Linked DNA regions of Mus musculus: region 1 is linked to region 2. The links are chromatin contacts, found by POLR2A ChIA-PET in ENCODE. All regions are on one chromosome and are shown on one strand. Each heading gives the region's core, a stretch centred on a gene start or an enhancer-like site at or near the end of the contact. The rest is flanking DNA. Distances are from core to core; before and after follow the strand shown. Region 1 holds the start of Kirrel (kirre like nephrin family adhesion molecule 1). Region 2 overlaps Kirrel (kirre like nephrin family adhesion molecule 1).

Region 1 (2,930 bases), core at 170-2,669, 42 kb before region 2:
TTTTTAACATAAAGAGAACTCTGAGTCATATTATGCTTTTGAATATGAACTTATGGGTCGTTTGTTAGTTTGGTTGGTTGACTGGTTAGCTGGCTAGTTTTGACTTTGTTTCTGTGCCCTCTAATTGTTCCAGATTGCGTCTGGACCACTCACTCAATCTAACTGTCAAGATTTTTTGAGGAAACTGTGCCCATCTCATATCAGCAGAGGGCACTAGAGCTGTGTGCCTTAGTTCCAAGCCTGAAGATAAAGCTATCTTGGCCAGGAGCTTTTAGGGACTCAGGAGATCTAGAATATGAGAAGGAAGAGGTGGAGGCCTCTCCAGATGGGCGTAATTGCAAAGTTGTGCAATTCCTGTGTTTCTATTATTTCTCCCACACTCAGCAGCCCAGTGAGCAGAAGGATGTATTTAGGGATTGGGAGAGGAGGTGGCTACTACACTGGGTTCTGGACTGGAGAACCCACCCGAATGCACTTCTATTTCGATTCTCCATGTCTTCACCCCAGTGCACCTCAAGTTCCTGAGTGCTTAGAGATCGATCAGTGGCTGCCTTCTGTAGCAAGCCTTCGGGGAGGCACAAGAGAAAGCCACCGAGTTCTTTGGTTTTCCCTCCGGATAGATAAATGTCTGGGGTGAACAAAGGAAGAGTTAACTGCGCCTCTTCATGGCTGCTACGGACTCCAGCGCTGAGGCGGGCCTCAATGTGGCTGGCTGAAGCCCTCAGAAGGGGCTCAAAGACAGTCAAGATTTCTCCAGCCTGAGATTTGTAGGCAAGAAGAGCTTCTCCCTCTCCAACACTCTCGAGTTAATTGAGAATTCTTAATTTAGGCATCTAGGGTTAGATTCTGGGGTTTGGGATTAAAACGAAGAAGAGATCTTAAAGCTTTTACACCCCCATCCCCCAGACGCATAAGAAGCACACCCCTCCTAACACAGTCATCCAAATTGATGAAGGTTCGTCCTCAGTCCTGGCTGCCACCCCATGCCCGGCTCAGTTACACCACTGGGGGTAAAAGTAGGTCTCGCACCAAGCACTGGTGGGCCAGGACCCAGCGGTCCTTGCTCCAGAGCCTGCGACGCCTCGTTCTCCCCACCCCTCCCCACCCCTTGCCTCTGCCCTCAATTCCTTTCTCTTTGCTCTCCTCCCATCTCGGTTCCAGCGAGCGGAGCGAGTGTGTGCGCGCGCGTTGGGGGACCAGGGGAGGGCAGTGGAGGGAGGCGCCGTCGGAGGGAGAGCAGACGTCAGGAAGAGAGGGAGGGAGCCGGGGAGGGAAGAGAGGGAGAGGGAGAGAGAGCGCGCGGCGCGGAGGTTGAGAGAGGCCCCGAGAGATAAAGCCGGAGGGCAGAAATTATTAGGGGGCGCGGGACGAGAGGAGGGGCCAGGGGAGCGAGCCGGCGGCTAGAGAGGCAAGCGAGTGTGCGCCTTGTGTGCAAGGGCGGGAGGGAGGAGAGAGAGCCAGCGGCGGCCCCGCTCGCGCCGACTGGGGCCCAGCGGCGGGCGGACAGCATGCTGAGCCTCCTCATCTGGATCCTCACTCTCTACAACACTTTCTCACAAGGTAAGCCCCAGCCGCGGGCTAGGGAGTCCAGGGAACGGGCGTGGAGTTTCCGGGAGAACACCGAGGAGTTCTTGGTGAAGCGGCCCAACTTGCTTCCTCTGGCTGCGCGGGAGAACAGAGAACTTAGGTCGCAAAAGCCGAGATCCGAGTAGAAAAGGGATCGGAGTGCTCAAAGTCTTTCCTCCAGTTCCTGGCGGTCCTTCCTCCATCCCTCCACTTCCTGGGCCCAGGGCCGGACTACTGGGTCCTGGGCAAGAGAAAGGCTGGGAGGAGATGGGATTTGATTTCAGATTTGGGGGGCGGAGTGCGTGGAAAACACAGACGCAGGCTTCCTAAGATGAGGCTGAGGGATCCTGCTACCCCAATCCAGCCTACAGTCACCTTCATCTGATGTGCGGCTGCATACTGCTTGGGGCTGCCCCTCAAAGGAAGGCTATATTCGGTCCCCCGCCCTGGAGGTTGTGGGTGGGAGATAGAAGTCTAGATACCAGGGTTGTCTGGGTTCAGGGGAAGGGGAGTTGACTGAGCCAGGCACTCACTTCGGGTCAGAAAAGTGCAGGTTTCTGAGGCTCCTTTGGAACTAGCTGGGCAGAGCTGGTAGGAAGAGTGGGAGAGAGATGAGTGCATTCAGGTACACTGGGCTGGATGCACGTGAAGGAACCAAGGGTCCAAACCCCAGCCAGGCCTGGGGTCTGCAGGAAAAGGCTTTTGCCTCCTGAGACTGACTCCAAGGAAGATTTAACACTGTCGAGCCCCTCGCCTGAACTGGAGCACAGAAATCAGACACACAGATAGCTTCCAACAGAGACATGGAGACAGACTACTCACCTAAGGAGACCCCCCCACCACCCACACACACACACACATGGAGACAGACACATACACAAAGACACTGATTGACACCTCTGAAGAAGGAAGATTCCTCTTCTAAGCTGACACACACTTGCCTAGTTATACCCTGGCATCAAACTTAAACTGTACATACATGTTTCCTACATTCAAAGGACATAGCACTCACTCACACAGAATTGCTTCCACACACCCCAGCCATGGAGCAAACAAAGAAACTTGGGGCAGACATTCTTATAGGCAGGCGCCTACAGAGATGTTACAGTCTTCAAAATGGAGGAGGTGGTCTCTCACTGGGGTGGGTGAGTGATCTGGAAAGAGAGAAGCCGCAGAATGGAAAGAGCCCCAGGCATTGGCCAGCTCTCTTCCTCTCCTGAATGGTGTGTGTGTGTGTGTGTGTGTGTGTGTGTGTGTGTGTAGGGGGTGGGGTGCTCCACTGGACCCCCCTCCCCTTTGCTAGCCCTCTCTCCTCCAGCTCGGAAGGCAAAGCTTGGCTTAGCTTAGGGGTCTCAATTCCCTTT
Region 2 (2,898 bases), core at 264-2,763:
ATCTAGATTGCCTTGGAACTGTCTAGGAGAGAATGAAATGGAAACACTTAGACATCCTCTTACCTTTATGACCCTATGGAGTTCTCAGTCAGTTTTCTGTAACCAATTGCCAGTGGTAAAATTGCTGGATGCACAGCGTGTGCGTTTTGCTCTCTTTACTGCCCCCAGCTCCCACCAGGCAGAGGAAATAGTAGCACTGTCTTGTGACTGGGGTTAGAAGACAGGAGAGTGACAAGGGACAGGTGGGATGAAGTAGCATATCGGAGCCCAGCAAACTGGGGCAGGGGTACGGGGTCCCAGGACAAGCGAGCCTCTGTGTTCCAATGTGCACCCATTTCTACTCTGCCCCCACATCCAGGCTTCAAACCAGGCTGTCCCTTTGGATCTCCCATGATCCTCAAGGCCACTGTCTGGAGGGGACCCTTTGTCTTTTGTTTGTTTGTTTTGTTTTGTTTTGTTTTGTTTTCGAGACAGGGTTTCTCTGTATAGCCCTGGCTGTTCTGGAACTCATTTTGTAGACCAGGCTGGTCTCAAACTCAGAAATCCTCCTGTCTCTGCTTCCCAAGTGCTGGGATTAAAGGCGTGTGCCACCACGCCCAGCTTAAAGATTTATCTTTTTATTATGTATATGAATACACTGTTGCTCTCTTCAGACACACCAGAAGAGAGCATCAGATCCCATTACAAATGGTTGTGACCCACCTTGCGGTTGCTGGGAATTGAACTCTCGACCTCTGGAAGAACAGTCAGTGCTCTTAACTACTGAGCCATCTCTCCAGCCCCCGGGACCCTATGTCTTAACACATTTGTTTTCTTCCTCCTGATTCCATGTGTTAATATGCCTATGGTATAAAAACTGTCTGGCCCTATGAGATATGAATTGCCTCTTTCAGGACATTCTTTCCAGATGGCCTAGAGGTTGCTACATGTGTTCATGTGCTGAGCTCTGAGGGAGGTCCCAGAGGTAGGGAGCGAGTCTGTCTTGCTCTTGAGAGAGAACGGTATTTGTCACTTGTGGGTAGTGTTGTTATGGTTTTCTCTGTTGGTTTGTTTTGATGTGTTTGGTTTCTGTTTTTTTGGCAACCATGCCATCTCCTCACGGCTGTTGATGTGCTTAAAAGCAGAGCTCCAAAAAAGGTGACAGTTGATGCCCAGGAGGCTGCCGTGCTGGGAGTGTGGGACTGGGTCTCTCTGCGGTGTTTTTCCTCTGGGCAGCTCCTCTGCTCTTGCCTGGGTCTGGGGGAGTGATGTCATACTCAAGTTCGCCCATTCAGCCACTCATTGATTTGTTTCCTTAACCAAATTTACTGAGACCTTTCCGTAAACCCGTCTCCAGGTTCAGCTGGCAGGGATAGATAGAGTAGGAGTGGGGCTCCCAATCTGTGTCGGAGAGCAGACCCAGCCCTTGAAAGGCTGCCAGGTCACGGCTCCAACTCGTACTCATTTGAAGACGTACATGAGCCAGGGTCTACTGGAACAGCAGTGTCAGTAGAGAAAGCAAAGATAACTTCCCACAACCCTGAGAACAGAGGACAGTCTAGACCGCCAGGAGCTCCTGACAGTGACCTGTGACCCTTCCCCTGGGGAAAGTGACTCAGATAGGAGAAGCCACAGCACAAGGTTACCAGTGACCTGTTGGTAAGGAGATCCAGCCTGGAAGTTCAAAGCATGGAGTGAGGCTGACCTTTGGACCCTCTTTGTACCTACTCTGTTACTGGTGGCTTCAGCCTCCTCGTGTGAGGTAGGAGAGGTAGGAACCAGGTGAGATTATATGGGATTGGAATCACTTGGTAATCCCATCTCTTGATACTACTGCACAGTTCGCTGAGTTGCTGCTAAGAGCCAGGCTGTCTGCGTACTGCATACACTAAAGCCTTTAGCACTGGGAGTTGGTCCAGTGTTCCTGCTCTGTAGGGAAGGAAGTGGGTAGCAGCCAGGTGGCACACACGCAGGCAGCCTGCTTTAGCCTTCCCCCTTCTTGGATACTCTCTGTCTTCTGCCTATAAAGGACCCTGGTGTCTCATCTTGAGGGGCATTCCAGCGCAGCACTACTATTAGGGAGTGGGGAGGAGAGGAAGGATAAGAAGCTGTCTACACAGCTGGGGTGTGAGGACCACACTGCAACATCTGGGGAAAGAGACTACATGGAAAGTTTCTTGGAACTGTAAATTGTGACAGTGTTGTGAGATTTCTCTTATACCTCCTCTCATGGCTGGGGAGTAAGAACACAGATGCAGGCCCCTTCCCTTTTCCTCTTCCTGTTCACCCCCAGCCCCTTTCTTGGCCCCTTGTGCAAGCTTCCCTACCCCGGCTTGTGGTCTTTGGCCTGTTGGAATCAGATATAGTCTTTGTCTTTCTGCCTGGCTGCTCCCTTTCAGGGAGTGTCTGGGAATGCTGTAGCTCAGGGAAGCCTGGGGCAGCCCAGAGACCTTTTCTCCCTATCACCTTCCCTGAGACTGGCAAGGTCCATGGAGGTGGAGAAGGCCTCCGCTTTCCTGGGTCATTGCTCAGAGGAGAAGGGGAAGCAGAGCAGAAAAGGTGGCCCGTGGCGAGGCCTGGGGAGCATGCAGGGTTGGACATCAACAGGGAACTGAGACCGTGGATGTCTGTGCCGGCTTGGGTGGTGGCTGTTCCTGCGGGTGCACCATGTGCTGCTTTCCACCAGGGAAAGGCATACTGTTTGCTAGCTTAATGTGACCTGAGAACCATGGTGTTGACGGTAAAGGGGCTAGTAAAACCTCGTGTCATTTTATAATCATGGTTATTACCAATAGCTTCATTTGCATCACATGTCCATGGCTAAGTACTGCATATGCTGTGGTTCATACACTCTTGGCAGCCATATTTTATAGATTAAAAAGAAAAGCCCCAAGGCTCAGAGGAGTTAGCTTCATTTGT

What was found. ChIA-PET counts read pairs that join two places held with the same protein, here RNA polymerase II (POLR2A).
Region 1: POLR2A ChIA-PET joins it to region 2 with 10 read pairs in Patski. The contact joins the promoter of Kirrel here to the enhancer-like site in region 2. POLR2A ChIA-PET finds 5 or more read pairs at or near these places in 4 of 5 experiments (Patski and embryonic stem cell).

Annotation. Positions count from the first base shown.
Region 1 is chr3:87,173,026-87,175,955 of GRCm38, reverse strand. Kirrel (kirre like nephrin family adhesion molecule 1) reads left to right here and starts at 1,419. Exons shown (of 16, transcript NM_001170985.2): 1 at 1,419-1,560.
Region 2 is chr3:87,130,671-87,133,568 of GRCm38, reverse strand. The region is part of intron 2 of Kirrel (kirre like nephrin family adhesion molecule 1); the gene reads left to right. Among named protein-coding and RNA genes, the nearest start is that of Kirrel, 42 kb to the left of the region's middle. Within about 2 kb of position 1,513, at least 1 of the 3 ENCODE cell types and tissues checked has a DNase peak (open chromatin) inside an H3K27ac peak, as active enhancers do.